Regions from separate parts of the Homo sapiens genome. Here all the other regions are linked to region 1. A link is a loop called in an ENCODE intact Hi-C map of the cell type or tissue named here. Cell type or tissue: gastrocnemius medialis. All regions are shown on one strand. Region 1 has its middle 67 kb from the start of ATP2B2-IT2. Region 2 has its middle 13 kb from the start of ATP2B2. Region 3 overlaps ATP2B2 (ATPase plasma membrane Ca2+ transporting 2). Region 4 overlaps ATP2B2 (ATPase plasma membrane Ca2+ transporting 2).

Region 1 (2,500 bases):
GCCCAGTCTTGGGTATATGTTTATCGGCAGCATGAAAACAGACTCATACAGCAGTGTCATTTCTAGTGACACTGTTGGCCAAAGCAAGTCACAGGGTCACCCAAAATTCAAAGAGTGGGGACATAGACTTCCCCTTTTAATCACAAGCAGCCACAACATCACACTGGAAATGGCTTGCATACAGGCCAGCCATTAATTAGGGCCATAGAGACCTTCAGTTTGCACAGCTGCCAAAATCAGCATTGACCTCTAGGGCTGTCAGCAGAGAGGGAGGGGGGAAGGGGGCAGGCAGACATCCCTACTTAAGTCTTTGTAATGCCCAAGATCCCCTTAATGTGCAAAGAGTTTTCCAGAAGTGTTTTATTGGTAGAATCAGGAAAATGTATATCCCCAAACAATGAGTGATCAATTTTCACTCATCAGACTGACAGAAATTGAAAAATGTGATGCTATCAAGTATTGGTGAGAATGGAGAAGAAATAGGTGCCATATACTCTGCTGGTCAGAGTTTTCATGCCACAGCCCATTGAGGGCAATTCAGCAGCACCTACTTGAATTAAAAATACATTCATGTGTTAAACAGCTGTGGTCCATCCACCCCGTGGAACAGTACTCAGCAATAAGAAGGAACAAACTATTGATACACACAACAACCTGAATGAACCTCGAGGAGTGCAAAATGCCAGTCCTAAAAAGTTACATACTGCATGATGTCATTTATGTAACATTAGTGAAATGACCTAATTACTGAGATGAGAACAGTCTGCTGGTTGTCAAAGGTTAGGGATGGGGGAGAGAGCCATTCGGCTGTAAAGGGGTAGTACGAAGGAGTCTTGTGGTGATGGTCCAGTTGAGTACCTTGATAGTGGTGGTGGTTATGCAAAGGTAATGTGATAAAATTGCATGGAGCTACATATGCACTTGTGCACACACACAGACACATACAAAGATGGGTGCCTGTATGACTAGTGAAATCTGAAGAAGCTCTGTGGATTGTAACAATGCCCATTTCTTGGTTTTGGTATTATACTTTATTTATGCAAATGTTAACTTTGGGGGAGGCTAGGGGAAGGAGTGCATGTGTCTTCCCTGTACATTTCCTTGCAACTTCCTGTGAACCTTTACTTCCAAATAAAAAGTTATAAATAAAGACACAGGTGCTCTGGCCTGGTAAGCCCACTGCATGGTGCCTGCAACAGAGACATGGTCCCACGCCCAGAGAGGCTTATGCAGAGATGATCACTGAACATCATTTGATATCAAGGCATTGGAATGACCTAGATGTATTTGTTCACCTAATAATCATCTATTGGCTTCCTACTATGTGCCAGGCAGTGTGCCAGGCTCTGGGGATATAACCATAACCAAAATAAACCAAGTTCCTGTCCTCGTGGAGTTTGCATTCTAGTGATTGCCCCACAAGAGGGAGCTGATTCCACATAACAGAAACAAAGAAATGAAGTAGGCTCATATCTCTATTGCTAGAATGGTTCTATCTCTGGAACATATCACCGCAAAGAAACAGCAAGAAGCAGAATCAGGCGTTTGTTACGCCATTTGTTTTAAAAATAGCAAAGGAGCCACAGTCAAATGAAGGAAGCATCAAGCTTTGCTGTGTACTTTACTGGGAGTTAATCCTGTCCACCTAACTGGAATGGAAGCCTGTGAGGGCAGGGGGTTTTGTCTTTTTTGTTCCTTGCAGTGCTCCCACACCAGAGCAGGCCTGTCACATAGGAGGCACTCACATATCTGCTAGGGAAAAGAGTAGATTGTACCCATTTCACAGGTTGGCCAATGGAAGCAGGAGGCCCTTAGCCATGGCATATTGGATTCTCCACTATAAGAGTTATGAAATGTGCGTTGAATATCCATGACTTTAAAAATACCAGATACTGTTTCTTTCAACTGTGTCATCAGAAACATATTTCCCCAGCCCCCAAAAAGTGTGATTGTCAAGCCTTAGATCCACAGGTTGTTGGTTGTGGAATGACTTCACACTTTTGTGTTTTGCGATACAGTGTGTCAGGCAGGCCTTCCTGCATTATCTCATTTAATGTGCCTATCAATCCTGTCTGGAAGAAAATGGACATTCATACATCTTCTATCTGCCCCCAGGCCCCAGCCCCTGATGTAAGTTTGTAGGCACACAATGACAGGTGACTGGAAGCAGAAGAGCCTGTTGCAGGATCCAGGGCTGCCAGTGAGTAAGGCCCAGTCACCCACCCACCCACCCACATAGGAATCCCCCAGTGAGTGCACAGTGTCTGGCGGGTGTGGGCTCCCATTTTCCTCTGCTCCTGGCTCATTCTGTCCCCCACCACATGTCCTGGGGTCAGTGACTGCTCCTGGGCATATCGCTGTGAACCAGGCCTAATGCTGTCCTCATAAACTTGCAGGCTAGTTGGGAGGACAGGGAAGCAGGCATAAGGTCTACCCAGTGTTGCCCTGGGGAGGCCGGGAACCCACATCCTGGAGGTTCATAACCCACAAGGTGCTGCCA
Region 2 (2,500 bases), 180 kb after region 1:
AGAAAAACCCCTGCATTCGATCCCAGTCCTGCCACTTGCTAGGCAGGTATCCTGGTCCAGAAGTCTCCACATGCAAGGCAGGCAGCATCAGTGCTGGCACAGAGAGTGGAGTGAGTTCTGAGCCAATGTTTGTTGAATGAACAAGTGACTGCTGAGTGCCTGGCTCAGTGCCACACATACAGTAAACACCCAAACAATATTTGTTCTCTTGTCCCTCTTGGAATCTTCTTTTGGAACTATAACATTCATGGGACGAGGTGGCTTAAGTTCCTAAAACCTTTCTATCAAAACATTCATTGGAAGCTTTCCTCCTTTGAGATCAAGGGTGAGAGATGTCAGAGGTGGGGTAGGGGCAGGGGACACAGGAACTGAGTTCTCCACTCCTAGAACTCCAACGCCTCTCACGTACCATCAGATGCCAGCCTGCCCTGCCATGCTGCCATGCGTCAGCATACCTCTCTGTAAAGCTGGGCACCTTGACAGGAGTCCCAGCTGTGACTCTTCTCTCTTTCTTGCTCTGTTCCCTCATTAGCCAAGTCCTCAATAGCCCCTTGAAAGGCCCGGACATTGCACATTGCACCTTCATTATTCACTCCCGCCTCGGCCACTTTATTGCAGACGGTGAGTGATGTGCTTAGCTAATTCAGGGGACCCCAAAGGCAGGAAACAAACAGGGCAAATCCACAGTATGGCTGAGGACCACTCTGTGTGTCAAGTTCAGCACAGTGCCCGGAGTACAGATTCTGGAGTCTGGTTTGAATCCCAGCTAGGTGTTTGACCTTGGGCAAGCTGCCTAACTTTTCTGTTCCTCAGTTTCCTCCTCTACAAAATTGGCATGATGATACCAGTATGTCCCTTGTGGGGTTGTTGTAAGAATTAAATGAGTTCATAATGTGCCAAGTGTTTAGACAGGGCCTAGTGCACAGTTGGTGTTCCATGAACATTAGTTATTACTCATGATCTCAGAATGAATATCTCAGTTTATCTTCACCACAGCCCAGCCTGGCCGGAGAGTATGATGGCTCTTACTTTACAGATGAGGTCCAGGGAGGGGAAGCCACTTTCCCATGGCCACACAGAACAAAATCCCTGCCCCACACCTGTCCCCGACAGAGGGGAGACTGACAGCACCTGCCGGTGAAAGCGGGGCCCGGGGCAGGGCAGGGGTAGTGAAAGGAGCTTTCAAAGAAGGGCCAGGCCTCCCTCAGAGGCATGAGTGGAGTTGGGAGGTGGCTATAAATACGCGAGGCGAGGGGCTCTGTAACTAGGCCAGGAATGTGTGTTAGTCATTGAGGTCAGCACGGCCGCAGCGGCGCTTGGCTGGGAGAAAGCGGATCAGGAGTGGGCTCAGGTGAAGCCAGAGAGCTGAGGCCAAGGAGGGGTTTTGCTGGGGCAAGAGTGGCACTCTCAGCTTGGGGGCATGCTGGCACCCCCAGACCTTTGTCATGGGACAAGGGCAGATTCCCAGGAATGCCTCCCCTATCCCTTCTAACCTCCGAGAAATCCTTCTGTAGTCCAGATCGGATCAAGCCTCCAAGCTGCCTAAACCCACGGTCCTGGTTTCCAAAGGCAGACGCGAGTCCGCATTTTGGAGGGGGGCAAGCACATCCTCTCTAGTTTAATACCTGTGCACTTACTTTGATGTGTTAGGGGAAAAATACAACTGGCAAGGCAAATCCATGATATTGTGACTATGAATGCTTAAGATAACACTAAGTAGAGAGATACATATGTTTCTAAAAGGGAGGTGATTTCAGGACAGATGCAAAGTATATGCTAGAACTTGCAGACTGGCAAACATCATTACTGGAGTTTGAGGGTTTCTGGTCCACAGACTAAATGCAAATCTTTTTGCTGTGAGGTTTCAAGCCCTCCCCACCCCAACCCCACCCTACCTTCATTCTTGCTGTGCCTGCTACCTGGAATGCCTCACTGGCAAAGGTGAAATGTGCTCCTCCCTGCAACCTGCACAGGCTGCCCAATCCCCCGTCTGTCTACTGCCATTTCCCACACTGTGTGAGGTCATCCTATCTGCAGCCATCGCTCCCTCAACGACAGGGAAAGCAAGCTCTGTGTCTGTCTTCCTACCTGCTGTGCCCGGCACAGTGCCTAGAGCCAAGCACAGGCCCAGGACGTGACACCCAGTTCACATCCTGGAGCTGTCACTGCCTGGTGCGAGACTGTGCATGTGCAAGGCTCTGGGCTCAGTCACCTCCCCATGTATCAGATGGGGATGACAAGCTTCCTTCTCCAGTGGGGTTGCACGGATTCAGTGAGTTTACTCCACCTCAAGGCTTTCTTAGCCCGGTGCCTGGTATGTTCTGGACACTCCACAAGTAGTGGCTGAGTAGCAGTATCATCAATGCTATTGTCATTATTAAGGGCCAGTGGATATTCATTAAATGAGTCCATAGTGTTATAGGCTGAAGGGGAGAGAAAAAAGAATGGAGCATGTATGCATTTAGGCTGGAGAGAAAATTCTCAGTGGCTATTTTCCCAA
Region 3 (2,500 bases), 350 kb after region 1:
GCCCACTGGGAGTTGTGTAGGACTGAGGAAGTGGAGGGAGTGAGGATGGTGATGCTAGAAGTGGTCACCTCCCCCGGCCACCCCACCCAGCCTCCTGTCCCTGTCCCCACAGGGCATCGCAGGCACTGACGTGGCCAAGGAGGCCTCAGACATCATCCTGACAGACGACAATTTCAGCAGCATCGTCAAGGCAGTGATGTGGGGCCGCAACGTCTATGACAGCATCTCCAAATTCTTGCAGTTCCAGCTCACCGTCAACGTGGTGGCCGTGATTGTGGCCTTCACAGGCGCCTGCATCACGCAGGTGGGTCCGCAGGAGACCACACCAAAGCCTGGGGGAGGGCGGAGACCCCCCACAGAGGCTCGGGGGCCTTAGGGTACTCCAGGTTGTCCCTGTCAGAACAGCCGGGGATGAGGCACCCATCGATGGAGCACCTGCTGGGGGCCAGGAACTGCATCACAGAGCTCAGGTGCAGGCACTGGCCCCAGGGGAGTCGAGGACATGAGGCTCAGAGAGGTGGCGTGACTTGTTCAAGGTCACCCAGCAAATGGGAGCTGTCAGGCTCACAGCCTGGCCCTCACTGCAGGAGGCAGGAGAGGGAATCCTCAAGAGAAGGCAGGGCCCTTGGCCACCACGAGGGCAGAGGGAGGCAGGGAGGGGCAGGCCAGGGCCCAAGGGGGATCAGGCATCCAGGTGAGGACAAAGAGCCAGTGGGGGCCCTGGGGCCCTGGCTCTGGACTGGAGTGTGGAGTGCCTTAGGAGGTGCTAGGTGGGGATAACTGGAGGGAGTCGGGGATCTTGCTCACTGGGAAGGTCACAGAGGAGTCTGGCCAGATACCACGACTGGGTCTGGAGCAGCCCTATGCACTGAGCCTGGCAGGCAGGCCCCAGATGTCTGCAGACTGACTGCTTCTTCATGCAGCTCCATGAGGTGGGAACTGTGATGATCCTCATTTTACAGAGGCAGAAACTGAGGCTCAGAGGATGGACTGGCCAGGGACCTGCCATTGTTCTTGCAGTCTCCTGATACTCCCCACAGGGGCTGACCAGCCTGGCCAGGGAGGCAAGAATGGGTCTCCCTTAGCCCCAGGGGATCCCCAAGGCCCAACACTCCCAGTAGCCACCTGGGCAGACAAGCCCATGCCCACAGGAGCCCCCAGAGGCCCAGAGTGCAGCACTGCCCCAAGAGCTGTGTGGCGCTGGAACACTGCTCCCCTCTGTTGCTTCCTGCGCTGGGGGAATATAGGTGGCAGCTCCGGCTACCCCAGCCCTGAGAATCGGAGCCTTGGGAGGGTGGCTGGGGGCTTCCTTTTGCTCAGAAGGGCCCTCTTTCCTGGCCTGTGGATGAGACACTCCCTCTAGTGGCAGCTTGAGGAACACTCCTGCGGCCCCAGCAACTTGGAAACCAGAAGGTCTTGATGCCAGATAGGGAAACTGAGATTCTGAGACCACTATCAGTTTGCCTGAGGTCTTTGATTGAGTTGGTGGCGAGGCCATGCAGCATTGATAAGAAGACGGGCACACTTGACCCTGAGGTATATGGAATTAGAGAAAGCCCGGGGTGGGGAGGACGGGGGCAAGGGGAGCGAGGCTGAGGCAAGGAGGAGGTGAGAGAGAAAGCCAGGAGCAGGGGCTGTGATGAAACCTGGGAGGTGATGAGTGGAAGGGATGCAGGTATATGGGGCTTTGGGAGAGAACAGAGGTGGGAAGAGCATCGGGTTTGGGCTGTTGAGCTTACAGGGTCTGGGGGCTTCCTGGAGGAGGTGTTCCACAGGCCACTAGACGGATGTAACTAAAGCCACAGGACGAGGAGGAGAATGGGGCTGAGGCAGGAACACAGATTTAAAAGGAAGGGAGGACGACGACCAGGAGAGTGGGGTCAGGATTACAAGTGGGAGTGCAGGGGCGAGGTCAGTGACATCTGGCCGAGAAGAGGTCCTGCAACTCGTGGCACAGAAGGTGCTGGTGACGTGGGCGGAGGGCATTCTGGGAACGTGGAGGGGCCAAAGTCTGGCTGCTGTGGACAAGATACGTGGGGGTGTGAGGAAGGATGGGGACAGAAGAACCAGCTCCTCTCAGCCAAAGAGACAGGTCTGAAAGGGTCCCTCCCAGAACCTGGACAGTGGTGACCTAAAAGTGGTGAGGTCCTTGACAGTTTTAGTTGCTTTTGCTATTCCTCATTTGCCATATTTCCTACCTTGAAATGTATTAATTTTTGAGTCATAGATACGCACAATAATTTTTTAAGGTAAGGCGGGATAAGAGGGGAGGAGACATTGGGGGGGTGGGGGACGGGCACTGTTTGTAGGATAGAAAGCCCGAGGGGGAGGAGGCAGTGGGGGGAGGAGGTAGGAGCCCATGCCGGAGGCGGTGGGAATGGTCTTGGCCTCAGCCAGGAGAGACCCCCTCCTCGGGGGCTGGAGGGGAGAGGGGAAGATGGTGAGATGCAGCTGAATTTACCAGAAGGCAGGGAGCTGGTGGCCATTGGGCCTGGGGGGA
Region 4 (2,500 bases), 280 kb after region 1:
TCTGGACAACCTCAGCACACACATCCCCATCTCTGGTCCCCAGAAAGGCAGGAGGGGAGGGAGGTTTCTTGAGGGACTGCTGTGTGCTGGTGCACATTTATTCCCATTTCACAGAGGTGAACACTGTGGCTCTGAGAAGGGAAATGATTTGCCCAAGTCACCAGCACTGAACCAAAGAGCTGCTGGGATTTGAACCCAGGGCTGAGGTTACCCATTAGCCTGCTGCTGTCACACACCATGCAGCTCATCCCAGCTGATGGCCCCCGGCCCTGCAGACAAGGCGCCCAGCTCCCAGCCCCCCACTCCTGGAAACAGTTCTGCCCTCGACTGAATTCCACCCCCTCACTGCTACCCCGGTGGCCTGGGTGACTCTGGGGGAGCAATCTGTTTTCACACTAGCTCTGAGCAGTGGATGGAGAGTTTGGGGGACGTGATTATTGTTGGGTTTTTTTCTTGAAATCATTTGCTGAGGCTGCAGGCAGGTCCGCTCAGCCAGACAGTGCCCCTGAATATCAGCCAGCCTCAGAGGGCAGTTAGTGTATTCCTGCTCTCACCAGGGGCGAAAACAATCTCTGGGGTCACTTTGCTGGAAATAAAGACGTGCAGCCCCATGGGGCCTCAGAACAGGGGAGAAGAGGTCAGTGGTCACCTGGATGGCCTGGAAAACTCACCTTGAGTCCCTCCCAGTTGGGCTCTACTTTTGATACAGCCCAGCCTCTCAGTGTGAGGTGCCCCACACATGGGAAGAGCAGAACCCTGCCCTGCCCTCAAGTACAGCACTAGAGCAGAAAGTAAGCCATATGTTAAATGTCTGCATTCCTTCATCTCGCCCCTTCATTCTGACCTCTAACCCAGCCCCTGCTCCTTTACCTACCTCAATAGCCTTTTCTTTATTCTGATTAATTAACCATGTTCCACTTTATAAGTAGCTTATAAAAGTTGTCTCATACAAAATGACTTTAAATGCCCTAAGTTAGGAAATCCAGACAAAGAGAGGAGAGGAGAAATAGGATGGAGATTTGACAGCTCGATGCATGCTGCTGAGTCCTCTGGTGTAGCTCACAGAGGTGAACTGCGTATTCAGTACTGAGCTACCAAGCAGGCAAGGGGAAGATGGCAAAAAGATGAGTTACAAGAGCCAGAGTCTCCATTAGAGAACACTCTCACTCTCACCCCAAAGGCCTGTGTAAGCCTGACCCCATGTGGCATGCTATAAATTCAGTTTCTATTCCCAGCCTTTCCTGGCCACTGGGGACAAAGGGTACAATAGATGTGTCCTCTTCCTTGAGGACCATCTGACCCCTCTTCTGAGGAGCAAACCAGGAATGCTTCAGCCACTCTAGCCTTTCCCAAGACCTTTGGAGTTTCTCTTGCCTTTTCACAGCCCTTCTCCCCACCCATATCCCTTCATCTGATCAACCCTCACTCCTTCCAAGCTCACCCAATTACAACTACACTTCTGCCAGGCGATCCTTCCTGACACTCCTGTCTTCCTTACAGTAGTGTCCCCAACATATAGAACAAAGTCTGGCTTATAGTAGGTGCTCAATCAAAATTCGGTGATTGATTGAATGAGTAAATGAATGACTGGATGTGCACTATTTAGTATGACCCTAGGTACCTTTTCTAGCTTCAGAGGGCCTGAGAAGGGTGGGGGAACTCAGACCTCCTTAAGATAGGAGGATCTTGAGTCTTGAGTGGGGCCTGGCATCTGGTGCAGGACACCCATTGTGGGCCGTCCAGCTTCTGTGTAAACATGCTCCCTCCCTCCTTCCCAGAATAATCCATCCATCCTCAGCTCACCCATTAGAAAGTCCTTCCCTCTCATAGTGAGGAGCGCCTCTGCCCGGCTGCTGCACCATCTGGGATATGAGGAGCCCCTCTGCCCAGCCCCTGCCACTGTCTGGGAAGTGAGGAGCACCTCTGCTCGGCCCCCACACTCTCTGGGAAGTGAGGAGTCCCTCTGCCCGGCCGCCCCACTGTCTGGGAAATTAGAAGCGCCTCTGCCCAGCTTTTGCCCCCTCTGGGAAGTGAGGAGTCCCTCTGCCTGGCCACCGCCCCATCTGGGAAGTGAGGGGTCCCTCTGCCCGGCCACCCACCTTCTGGGAAATGAGGAGCCCCTCTGCCCGCCCCCCCCCGCCGCCGTCTGGGAAGTGAGGAGCACCTCTGCCTGGCTGCCGCCCTATCTGGGAAGTGAGGAGCCCCTCTGCCTGGCCACTCACCATCTGGGAAGTGAGGAGCCGCTCTGCCCCGCCACCCACCATCTGGGAAGTGAGAAGTGCCTCTGCCCGGCTGCCGCCCCATCTGGGAAGTGAGGAGCGCCTCTGCCTGGCCGCTGTGCAACTCTCCAAGTGTGAAATCACAGCCTTTTGTGTGATCTTTCTGCCCTCCCCGTTTGCATTTTCGACATTAAAGTTTACTTTCTAATTAAAAAAAAAAAAAAGAAAAAGAAAAAGAAAGTCCTTCCCTCTCATAAAGCCAGAGGCCCCTCCTTGTACCT

Evidence for each region. Hi-C counts contacts between places; a loop is a spot of excess contacts. Peaks named below come from ENCODE experiments on the same cell type or tissue, not always from the same donor. Only the 100,000 strongest peaks of a DNase experiment are listed, where the experiment ranks them.
Region 2: it touches region 1 in a loop (2.2-fold over the local background); 4 of 110 quality-filtered maps call a loop at or near these places.
Region 3: a loop joins it to region 1, with 20 times the contacts of the local background. A loop is called at or near these places in 28 of 110 quality-filtered maps.
Region 4: it touches region 1 in a loop (4-fold over the local background); 6 of 110 quality-filtered maps call a loop at or near these places.

What each region holds. Positions count from the first base shown.
Region 1 is chr3:10,692,620-10,695,119 of GRCh38, reverse strand. It overlaps a transcript of ATP2B2 not described here. Among named protein-coding and RNA genes, the nearest start is that of ATP2B2-IT2, 67 kb to the right of the region's middle. In gastrocnemius medialis, a CTCF peak has its summit at 1,419 (motif pointing right); no DNase peak of the experiment used is centred here; H3K27ac peaks cover 365 bases.
Region 2 is chr3:10,517,430-10,519,929 of GRCh38, reverse strand. It overlaps a transcript of ATP2B2 not described here. Among named protein-coding and RNA genes, the nearest start is that of ATP2B2, 13 kb to the right of the region's middle. In gastrocnemius medialis, no CTCF peak of the experiment used is centred here; a DNase peak (open chromatin) is centred at 1,289; H3K27ac peaks cover 2,359 bases.
Region 3 is chr3:10,343,188-10,345,687 of GRCh38, reverse strand. It overlaps ATP2B2 (ATPase plasma membrane Ca2+ transporting 2), which reads left to right. Exons shown (of 23, transcript NM_001001331.4): 18 at 113-304. Among named protein-coding and RNA genes, the nearest start is that of MIR378B, 14 kb to the right of the region's middle. In gastrocnemius medialis, CTCF peaks have their summits at 1,155 and 1,364 (motif pointing left); no DNase peak of the experiment used is centred here.
Region 4 is chr3:10,416,708-10,419,207 of GRCh38, reverse strand. All of the region lies in intron 2 of ATP2B2 (ATPase plasma membrane Ca2+ transporting 2), which reads left to right. Among named protein-coding and RNA genes, the nearest start is that of MIR885, 23 kb to the right of the region's middle. In gastrocnemius medialis, a CTCF peak has its summit at 1,190; no DNase peak of the experiment used is centred here.